Linked DNA regions of Homo sapiens: region 1 is linked to region 2. A link is a loop called in an ENCODE intact Hi-C map of the cell type or tissue named here. Cell type or tissue: PC-9. All regions are shown on one strand. Links, peaks and the distances in the headings refer to the core of each region. The heading gives the core; the rest is flanking DNA. Region 1 has its middle 28 kb from the start of EPB41. Region 2 overlaps EPB41 (erythrocyte membrane protein band 4.1).

Region 1 (5,373 bases), core at 69-5,068, 85 kb before region 2:
GAGGTTGCAGTGAGCTGAGATCACGCCACTGCACTCCAGCCTGGGCGACAGAGCAGGACTCCGTCTCAAAAAAAAAAAAAAAAAAGAGTGGTATGACCTTGGGTTGCCACTTTAGCTCTCTGAGCCTCAGAAGCTCTTTAGAACATTTTTGGCTGTTAGGATTCAATAAGATAAAATGAGCAAATGCCTGTAAAAGAACCAGGATCGCTAAATGTGAGTGGCTTCTTCAAGAGGTCACTGCTGACGGGGGCATCTCAGGTAGCAAAGTGCTCCCTGCAGTCTGGGGATGGAGGCGAAGATTATGATGTCACTGGCAGAGGCCATGGGGCAGGGGGCCTGCAGTCCAGGGAGTGACAGCTTTCCCGCTTCAGTGACTGACAAAGCCACACAAGGCCTTCACCCACACAAGTGCACAAGTCACCTCAACGAGAAACACACACACAGGTGCCTGGGTGGAGGGGCTGTGGGACAGGGCAGAGCTCTCTAGGTCCCAGGGCCTGAGGCCCAGGGGACAACCTGTTTATAGGACACAGACAGACACAGATTCACACCCTCTATATAAACTCACAAACAGGGGCACACCCTCACAGGCACCAAAACACACCCCCCTACACATACACATACACAAATGCACAGAAACAGGAGATACAGGATCACAAGCATATTCCCAAATGCACTCCCCACGCACAAATTCAGAAACGCAGAGCCCTCCCTGGCCAACACACACACACACACACACACACACACACACACACACACACACACACACTCTTATCAGGCTGGGGCAGGCACTGGCACTGCTGAGTCACCCACAGGCAGCTCAGCCCAACAGAGCTAGAGCCACGTGGCTGCCCCAGCAGGGAGGGGGCAGGGCCCACAGCAGCTCTTTAGAATCACCCCATCCACCTGACTGCTGGGGTTTTCCTCTCCCTAGCCCTTTGATTGAGTCAGGGGTGGGGATGGGGTTGGGGGAGGAGCCACTGTTTGCAGAGGCCAAATCAAAAATTTCACAGCCTGCACTCTCCTGGGTGCAAGAGTACACGTGAGAGGAATTAAAAAATACTACTAGATTAATTACTATTTGCAAATATATTTTCACATACTCCCATTTAACCATCACAACAGCTCTATATAAAGTTAGCACTATTATTAATCTCATTTTACCCCAGGGTGGGGGGCGGGTGCCTTGCCCCAAAGCCCAAAACCCAGACTCACCTGCCTCCAAATCCCTACCTCGTAACCCCTGGGCAATACTGTCTGGTGGGCAGGTGTGATATAGGCAAGTGAAAGGTACATCAATGTGCTTGGGAGCCTGGTTGTCTATGTGTGTGTGTGCGCACGTGTGTGTGCTCGCGCACCAGGCTTCCCCAGGGGATTCACAGGGATAGAGACTGAAAGGGTCTCAAGTGTCCTGATTTCTGGTCGAAGGATCCAACACTTCTCTAGTCCCTTGAAGCCCACCTCCCTCCATCAGAAAACATCTCCCCAGTCAAAGGGCTCAGTCTGACCCTCCTCTGCTAGATTATGGGCTCCTTGAAGGCAGGAACCAGGGCCCTGAAGCCTCAAACAGGACCTGATTCAGAGAAGTCCTCAGTGAATTTGGAGGGGGGGAGAGTCAGTCAATGTATGACTTTTAATTCAGTTATGTATCAATATAACAATAACATCAATAATTATAATAAATGCTAATGCTTATTGCATGCTTACCCTGGGACTGGCACTGTTCTTAGCACTTGACATGGATTCTTTCATTCAATTCTTGCCACAACCCTTGAGGAAAATACTTTCATTAACCCCACTTTGCAGAGGAGGAAACTGGCTTGGAGAGAGTTAGTAGCTCACCCAAAGTAACTCAATTAGGAAGTGGCAGCGTTGGGGATTGGAACACAGGAAGTCTAGTTACCCCATTTAGTAGGAAGATCACTACATTCAGAGGAAGGCTTTGTCCTCAGCGAGCCTCAGTTTGCCATATTTGTCCAAAGAAAGGGTTAGTTTTCCACGGTGCTCTGGCCTGGAATATTCTATGATCCTATGATTCTGTGACGAAGAGCTTTTGAAGTGTCAGGGTTAGTTTTAAAATGAAAGAGGCCATTCTGCCGGGTGGTGAGCTTCCTGACATGGGCATATGTAAGCCAGCTCAGGCCTGAAATGGGAGGGAGGGGATGAGACTTCGGCCAGTGACCATGGAAGCGTTGATGGAGTGGACCATCAGGAGGGGAAAAGTCACTGAGAAGAGTGGCAAGGCGGGCACGACAGGATCCAGAACTCGCTTTTACGGAACGCCTACTGTGTACCAGACCTATGCTTGACATTTAACTTACATCGCTAATTCTCAGGAAAACATTGTAAGATTTATGGTTGACGAAATTCAGATCCAGAGAAGTGACTTGTTCAGGGTCACGCCGGACGAAGTGGTAGGACAGGCGATCCAGGTGAGTCTCCTCAGGGTCACTTCCCTAGATCCCCTCTGACCAACCCCTCTACCTAGTAACCTTAGGAGCAGTACCACGTGTCAAATTGCTTCACACTTTTGTCATATGACGTCACACCAGTCAATCCAGGAACTCCCTGCCCTTCCCTCCCCTGACCTCTGGGGTCTATCAAAGCAGCCCCCGGCTCAGTGTCCCCGCCGGACGAGGCTACACCTGCAGCCCCCGCCCCTTCCCAACTGCGACTCTCGCACTCCTCTGCCCGGGCCTCCCCCTCCCCGCCCCGCTGATCGGCAGTTGCCTGCGCCAATCAGAGGGCCTAGCGGGCGGGGCGGGGCCTCACGATGGAGTTGCCCTGTCAGTGCAGGTGGAGGCCCCGGCGGGGCAAAGTGGCAGGAACCTCTTAAAGGGCGAGAGCGGCGCGGAGCCAGAACGCGGTCGGCCCGGTCCCCGCCGCACCCAGCCCAGGTGAGCCTGGACCACCTGGGGGGCGACCCTCGGTCCCCGGGAGGGACGGGGTTAGGGACAGAAGAACCTACCCCCAAGGGCTCGGACCGTCCCGGGAGAGGCGAGACCAGGGTCGAAGGGTCCAGGGCTGAGGGGTCCAGCGGTCCCGAATTCCAGAATCCGAACTTGGGGTCCAAAGGAGTCTGGGCATCTTAAAGTTCAGGGTGCAGGGAGGGGCGTGGGAGTCTGGAGAGGGGGTCCGGGAGCTCGGATCCGGAGCTAGACACGTCCGGGTCCGGCCGGTCCTGGCTGTCTGGGGCGGGGGTCCTGCATTCGGTGTCCGCGGGAGAGTCCCTGCAGGTCGGCGCAGCCCCCGGCCGCCCCCTAGCCCCGCCTTGCCCGGCCCCGCATGCTCCTGCCGGGCCCGCAGCAGCGCTGGAGCGGGCTGGCGGCTAGCAGCGGGAGGGGGCTCCGGGGCCTGGAGCCCCGCGCCCCGCTCCGGCCCTTACGTAACTGACTTTGAGTTTCCGGACCCAGGAACCGACCCGCCAGCTGGGGCGCCGGCTGTGCCCGCCAGGGTGGCCCCCCCGGCCGTCGCGCCAGCCCCACACCCTCCCTGCCAGGCTTGGTCTAGGGGACTTCCCTCTGTCTGGGTCTCCCGGGTCTCTCTGTCCGGTTCAGGCTCAGGTTCCCTCTCATCTCTGGGTTCCCTGTATCTCTCATCTGTCGTCTCTGTTTTGCTGTCTTTTCCTGTCTCTGTCCTCTGTCTTTCCTCAAGAATTGTCTCGCCCTCACCTACACTTCCCGGCAGGCCCCACCTCTTCAGGGTGGGACAGGACCCCTCCTCTCCAGCTAGTTGGAGGCAGGGACCTGTCCAGACCAACCCGAGCCCGAGCTCGCTCCAGGAGTGGGGAGGAGAGAGGAGGGTTGGGGAAGATGATTCTAGGACCCTTAGCTCCTGGGTCCGGGAACGGACGACCCCTTCTCCGCCTCTGGAGCCCTTTCCTCCAGAAGGAGGAGGCTTGGACAGAACCTGGCTGGGGCTGGGCTTAGGGCAACTGGGAGTCCCTGTGAGAGCTGCCTAGTGTCTCGTCAGGGTCAGGTCCTCAGCTATTGAAGGGGAGCGGGAGGGGCTGGGGAGGGGCCAGAGCCCTGGCACGCGCCCCGGAGCTTCAGCAAGCTCCCTACCTCCACCCAGTTTCAGGCCTGGAGGATGGTCTTGGCAGGAGGCTGGGTGGGGAAGGGATCTGCAGGAGGAGGCTCAAGGGACTTCTGCATGTTGGGGAGGAGGGTGGAGATAGAATGACAGACCCGCAAGTCTAAGGAGCACCTACTGGGAACACTCCCTGCCTTGAAGGCTCTCCGGGGTGTCAGACAGACACTTCGGAAATCACTGTAAATAAGGCGTTAAAGCAGGTGTGAGGTGGGAATTATTATTTCTTCTTTTTTTTCTTTTGAGACGGAGTCTCGCTCTGTCGCCCAGGCTAGAGTGCAGTGTCGCGATCTCGGCCCACTGCAAGCTCCGCCTCCCGGATTCACGCCATTCTCCTGCCTCAGCCTCCCGAGTAGCTGGGATTACAGGCGCCCGCCACCGCGCCCGGCTAATTTTTTGTATTTTTAGTAGAGACGGGGATTCACCGTGTTAGCCAGGATGGTCTCGATCTCCTGACCTCGTGATCCACCCACCTCGGCCTCCCAAAGTGCTGGGATTACAGGCGTGAGCCACCGCGCCAGGCCGGGAATTATTAATTCTAAGCCAGGAGAAACTTTGCGCAAGGAGGTAGGAGGCTTGAGAAGAAAGGGAGCCAGAAGCTGAAGGGAGCAGAGGGAGGGATGAAAGGGGACATCCAGTGCCCAGTAGGCTCTGCACACAGCAGAACTGGGTTGAATCCTGACCCTTCCACTTTCCTGCTGTGTGATCCTGCATGAGTCACTTCACCTCTCTGAGTCCCAGGCTTGTACTTTGTCAATAATCCGGACCTTGCAGGCATAAGCAGCATCAAATAGGCAATGTGTATGCAGACCAGAACGGTAGCTGGTCTGATAGCAGGCCAGTAGTGTGTTTTAAGAAGGGAATGGAGTGGGGAAGTCCTGAGGTTTCCGCTGTATGTATAGGAGAGCCAGGCAACACCTGCCAGGTCTCAGCAACATGGGGCATGGGTGGAGTGCCTGGGTGTATGGGTGATACTCATTGAGGCCACACTGGCTGTCTCCTGATTGGCCCATCCCTCCTAGACCAGGGCTGGCCTCCCTCCTGTAGGCTCCAGGTGCCAACAGAAGCTCCCACCCAGGCCGCCTTACTCCCCAGACGAGTGCGGGTAGAGCCCTGTCAGGGCAGGACCAGCACCCTCTCTGCAGAATGGACCATGGCCAGGAGACTGGCTGGCCGTGCTGGGCAGGAACATCCATCTGGCTAGGAAGATGCTGACGCTGTGCAGGCCCCATGGAGGTCCAGACCTCTGTTGGCTGGGGCTGGGCCCAGCTGATGGAACCTAGG
Region 2 (5,373 bases), core at 97-5,096:
GTGACCATCCTGGCTAACACGGTGAAACCCCGTCTGTACTAAAAATACAAAAAATTGGCCGGTCGCAGTGGCTCAAGCCTGTAATCCCAGCACTTTGGTAGGCTGAGGCGGGCGGATCACGAGGTCACAAGATTGAGACCATCCTGGCTAACACGGTGAAACTCCGTCTCTACTAAAAAAATACAAAAAATTAGCCGGGCGTGGCGGTGGGCACCTGTAGTCCCAGCTACTCGGGAGGCTGAGGCAGGAGAATGGCGTGAACCTGGGAGGCAGAGCTTGCAGTGAGCCAAGATCGTGCCGCTGTACTCCAGCCTGGGCGACAGAGCGAGACTCTGTCTCAAAAAACAAACAAACAAACAAAAAACAAAACTGTGTGAAATTATTATTCTCTGCTAAAGTTTCTGATATGTTCACATCACCAAAAAATTATTGTTTACTGCTCAGAATTCAGTCCCATAGTAGAGGCTTTTCTGGGAGAGAAAACTGTCATCAAGCTTAGTCAATAATTTTATTGAATACTTTCAGCAAATAGCGGATTATTTGAAATATTCAAACTGGTACTAAATCTTGTCTCTGTGCCAGTATTATATTTTCTGGTGGCCTGTAGTATATTTTTCATACTTAACAATGGTAAGAGACAACTGCTGCATCTATTCCAATTTCCAGAGTATCTGCTAAAACAATCCATGATCCAGTTCATGTTTGTGATTCCCACTTGTATTCTTACTAGATGATATTTGATAGTTAATTTACTGTAGTTTTCTGGTTAAAGTGAAATTTACTAAAATAGTCTTATGGTATTTGAGTTTCAAAATTTTAAAGTAAATATTGTTAGATTGAGTTGGCTCTAAGAAACTAAAAATAAGAGAGTAAGGAAAGTTCCATACTCTTAACTAAAACCCCTTTGTAGCTAGAAATCTTCAGGCTTTGTTTATATTTACCTTGAAATTTTTAAGGCTAGTAAGCATTTTATGTGTGGTTCTCCTTCCTTTCAGTTACATTTTCAGGCTAAATTATTCCATTGTTTTATGTTTTCCGGGAGAGTTTATATGGATACAACACCTTATATAAATAATGGCATTAAAGACTTTTAATCTCAACTTGGAAAGAAAGAGAATAGTCATGGTGTGATTGATCTGAAGGTCACTTACCTTATAGCCTCAACTAGACACAATATAATGGAAACTTTAGGCTTATGTGGTACTTGAAGAGCTAGAAGTGATTTCATAAAATCCATGCATTGAAGTTGTCCAGTAATGTGAAGCATTAGTCTTACTCTTCCTTAGCATTTACTCTCTTTTTTTGGAGATGGAGTCTTGCTCTGTCGCCCAGGCTGAGTGCAAAGGTGCGATCTCGGCTCACTGCAGCCTCCACCTCCCAGGTTCAGACGATTCTCCTGTCTCAGCCTCCTGAGTAGCTGGGATTACAGGCGCGTGCCACTACGCCCAGCTAATTTTTGTATTTTCAGTAGAGAGAGGGTTTCACCATGTTGGCCAGGTTGGTCTTGAACTCTTGACCTCATGTGATCTGCCTGCCTTGGCCTCCCAAAGTGCTGGAATTACAGGCATGAGCCACCACACCCGGCCGCATTTAATCTTTTTTTTTTCTTTCTTTCTTTCTTTTTTTTTTTTTTTTTTTTTTTGGGACAGTGTCCCTCTGTCGCCCAGGCTGGAGTGCAGTGGCGCGATCTTGGCTCACTGCAACCTCTGCCTCCCAGGTTCAAGTGATTCTTCTGCCTCAGCCTCCCAAGTAGCTGGGATTACAAGCGCCTGCCACCATGCCTGGCTAATTTTTGTATTTTTAGTAGAGACTGGGTTTCACCATGTTGACCAGGCTCATCTTGAACTCCTGACCTCAAGTGATCCACCTGGCTTCGGCTTCTCAAAGTGCTGGGATTACAGGCATGAGCCACCGCGCCCGGTTGCATTTACTCTTTAAACAAAATTTTAACACACTTGGCTATCTGGTTTCTGAATCAATGTAGATTAGCCAATAACAGATTAGAAGAAGAGACATTGGAAGATGCTTGTTGGCAGGCCACTTTGACATCAGCAAGAAATGTGAGTTAACTCTTCAAATGAGCAAATAGGAAACCTAATAAAGGCAGATACAAAAAATAAAAAAGCACAGTATTCAGATATCTTTCTGAAAGAGCTAATCATCACTATAGACTTCAGTAGCCTATGAGGACATTAGCACTGCGTAGTAATTCAGGTTCATAATGATGACTAAATCAATAACGACTCAATTATGGTCTATAGATTTAAAAAATGAAACAAGGAAGCATATAATCCATTTCATAAAGATTTCCATCTAGAATGGCTAAAATAATACACTTTGACACTTTTTTTTCTTTTGAGACAGGGTCTCATTCTGTCACCCAGTCTGGAGTGCAGCGATCACAGCTCACTACAGTCTCGACCTCCGCGCTCAGCTGATCCTCCCACCTCAGGCTCACCACCCCATACCCACCCCTACCCTGCCCCCGTAGCTGGGACTACAGGTGCACGCTACCATGCCCAGCTAATTTTTTGTATCCTTTGTAGAGATAAGGTTTCACCATGTTGTCTAGACCAGACTGATCTTGAACTCCTAGGCTCAAGTGATCTGCCTGCTTAGGCTTCCCAAAGTGTGCTAGGATTACAGGCTTGAGCCACCAAACCCAGCCCACTTTGACACTTAAAAGAAATAAAACTCAATTCGGTGGAGATGAATTTTTTTTGTTTCACATTGTCCTCATTGATGCTCAGTAATCATTGATCCAGTAGTGTATTTTCTGGGAGGGCCTGGGCCCAGGTGGTACACTTTTAGACTATATCCAGACATCTTTTAAGTATATGCCTGAATTCTCTAGAGAAGTAAAGAATGTGTTTTCATCTTCTTAGAAGAAGATGAGTAAGAGTTTGTTTATTTAAAAATATCTTTGAATGAGTTGATTCAGCGGTATTAGTCACCATAGAAATGACTTAAATTAAAAACCAAGTTTTTGAAAACAGCATGATCATGCTCAGTGACATTCCTGATTCACTCAGTATGGCAAGCAGTTTTTTTTTTTTTAGACAGAGTCTTGCTCTGTTGCCCAGGCTGGAGTGCAGTAGTGTGATCATGATTCACCGCAGCCTCCAACTCCTGGGCTCAGGCAGTTCTCCCACCTCACGTTCCTGTGGAGCTGGGACTACAGGCTCATGAAACTATGCTTGGCTAATTTTTTTTTTTTCCTTTAGTAGAGACATGGTCTCACTATGCTGCCCAGGCTGGTTTCAAACTCCTGGGCTCAAGCAATCCTCCCACCTTGGACTCCCAAAGGGCTGAGATTACAGGTGTGAGCCACTGCAAGGCTTCATAAAGAGTAATTTAACATTCAAATAATTTCAAGAGGATAGAGGAAGAATTCTGAAGAAACTCTTTTGTAAATTTTAAATTACCATTTTCATCCAAAGACCACATTGGTGATTATCCTATTCTAGAGGTGCTAATTAGTGTACTTAAATTGAGTTAGAAAGGAAAGATACTTTCCTGTGGTTTTGGGGGATTGATTTTTATCAGGAAAGAAGCTGTTTTCTAGCATAGTTTTGAAACCTTCATACTTGAACATATTTTCTTTCTGTCTGAAAGAATGTCACTAGTTTCTGTCCTCTGACTAGGGAAGTAAAAGGGCCTATTATCCTTTACTTTTGCTTTTACCCCCTTATTCTCCTAATCCAAATGGTGACTCTTGAGTTTATAATATAGCCCTTCTCTGGTGTCCTTGGGGATATTGGGGGTGGGGGAGAAATAATATAGCCTTTAAAAAATAATCCATTGTATAACTATTCTAATGTCCCTTTTGTTTATTTTTATTTTTCAGAGACAGGGTCTTGCTCTGTCAACCAGGCTGGAGTGCAGTGGTGCAGTCATAGCTCACTGGAGCCTCAAATTCCTGGGCTCAAGCAATTCTTCTGCCTCAGCCTCCCAGATAGCTATGACTACAGGCATGCACCACCATGCCCGGCTACTTTTTTTATTTTTATTTTTTTAGAAACAGGATCTTGCTGTGTTGCCCAGGCTGGTTTGGAACTCCTAGTCTCAAGAGATACTCCTGTTTTGGTCTCCCAGAGTGTTGGAATTATAGCTGTGAGCCACTGTGCCCAACCCCATTTGTTTTCTTTCTTCCTTCCTATTTGTAAAATCTTAGCATTGGTAAGGACCTGAGAATTCAGTTAATGTAAGGACCCACGTACTAGAAGAATCCTCTCTCTGGCATCTACAACAGATGGGCATTCAGCTTGAGTGAATATTTTTGATGATAATCTCACTCTTCCCAAGCAGCTCATTTAATTATTAGCAATTTCTTCCTTTTACTTTATTTAGATGAAAACTATGTCTTTGTAATTTCTGTGGGCTAATGAATTCTGCCCTTAGGAGTCACATGAAATTCAGCAGCTCTTGAAATTTGTTAGAGCAGCAATCATTTTCCTGCTTTGAATTCTCTTTTTCTAGGCTAAAGGTCCCAATATCATTCAGTTATTTGTTTTATGACGTGGTTTCAAATTGCATCATTATCTTCTAGCTCTGACAGATTTTTTCTCTCTAAAATAGATTGCTCAGAACCGAATGTAAGATTTAAGATGCAATATAAATACTGAGAACTGAGGGGCTGTTACTGTCCACAGTCTTCTGGATAGAGAATCAAATCCAGGAGGTCAGAGACTAAGTTTGTCTTTCTTACTAGAGTAGCCCCACTACTTAGCATAGGAATGCTCTGGTCACTATAAGTCTAGAAATGCAGATAAAGATTGTAAGCTGTTTTAGAATTTCATTTCTGTTGGGGCATGTTCTGTCAAGGACTTAAGATCCTTTTTAGTGTGTGAACTATTGTCAAATTGGGTAACCTCCAAGGGTAGAGGTTAGTGAGGTAGGCAAAATTCAAATCATTCTAGTATGTAATTTAAGTGAGAAGTGAAGAAGACTCATACAAACATAAAAGCAGTAGAGAAGCTGAAAAATAGACTGGTTCTAAATATATTTTGGCGGTAGAGTGTATACGATGAACAGATGGATTTGATTAGGAAGGGAAATGGAGAAGGCTAAGAGAAGGACAGCACTTAGGATTCTGCTTTGAGATACTGGATGGTATGATTGAGCCACTTATGGGAACAGGAAAAACAGAATTAAGAATTTAATTTTGGACATGTTTTATTGAGATACTTGCAAGATATTAATCTCTCTTCTCTATTTCAGTTTTTCAGTTTTGTTTTTGTTTTTTTTTTTTGAGATGGAGTCTTGCTCTGTCGCCCAGGCTGGAGTGCCGTGGCGTGATCTTGGCTCACTGCAACCTCCGCCTCCCGGGTTCAAGAGATTCTCCTGCCTCAGCCTCCAAAGTAGCTGGGATTA

Evidence for each region. A loop is a pair of places that touch in the nucleus more often than their neighbours do. Peaks named below come from ENCODE experiments on the same cell type or tissue, not always from the same donor. Only the 100,000 strongest peaks of a DNase experiment are listed, where the experiment ranks them.
Region 1: a loop joins it to region 2, with 15 times the contacts of the local background. A loop is called at or near these places in 29 of 110 quality-filtered maps.

Annotation. Positions count from the first base shown.
Region 1 is chr1:28,884,314-28,889,686 of GRCh38, forward strand. It overlaps a transcript of EPB41 not described here. Among named protein-coding and RNA genes, the nearest start is that of EPB41, 28 kb to the right of the region's middle. RefSeq lists cis regulatory regions at 1-5, 249-1,153, 766-805, enhancers at 488-1,168, 561-610 and silencers at 2,545-2,834, 2,845-3,064, 3,205-3,554. In PC-9, for the core only: no CTCF peak of the experiment used is centred there; DNase peaks (open chromatin) are centred at 848 and 2,738; H3K4me3 peaks cover 1,697 bases; H3K27ac peaks cover 945 bases.
Region 2 is chr1:28,969,562-28,974,934 of GRCh38, forward strand. All of the region lies in intron 1 of EPB41 (erythrocyte membrane protein band 4.1), which reads left to right. Among named protein-coding and RNA genes, the nearest start is that of EPB41, 58 kb to the left of the region's middle. In PC-9, for the core only: no CTCF peak of the experiment used is centred there; DNase peaks (open chromatin) are centred at 3,000 and 4,520; H3K4me3 peaks cover 635 bases; H3K27ac peaks cover 3,248 bases.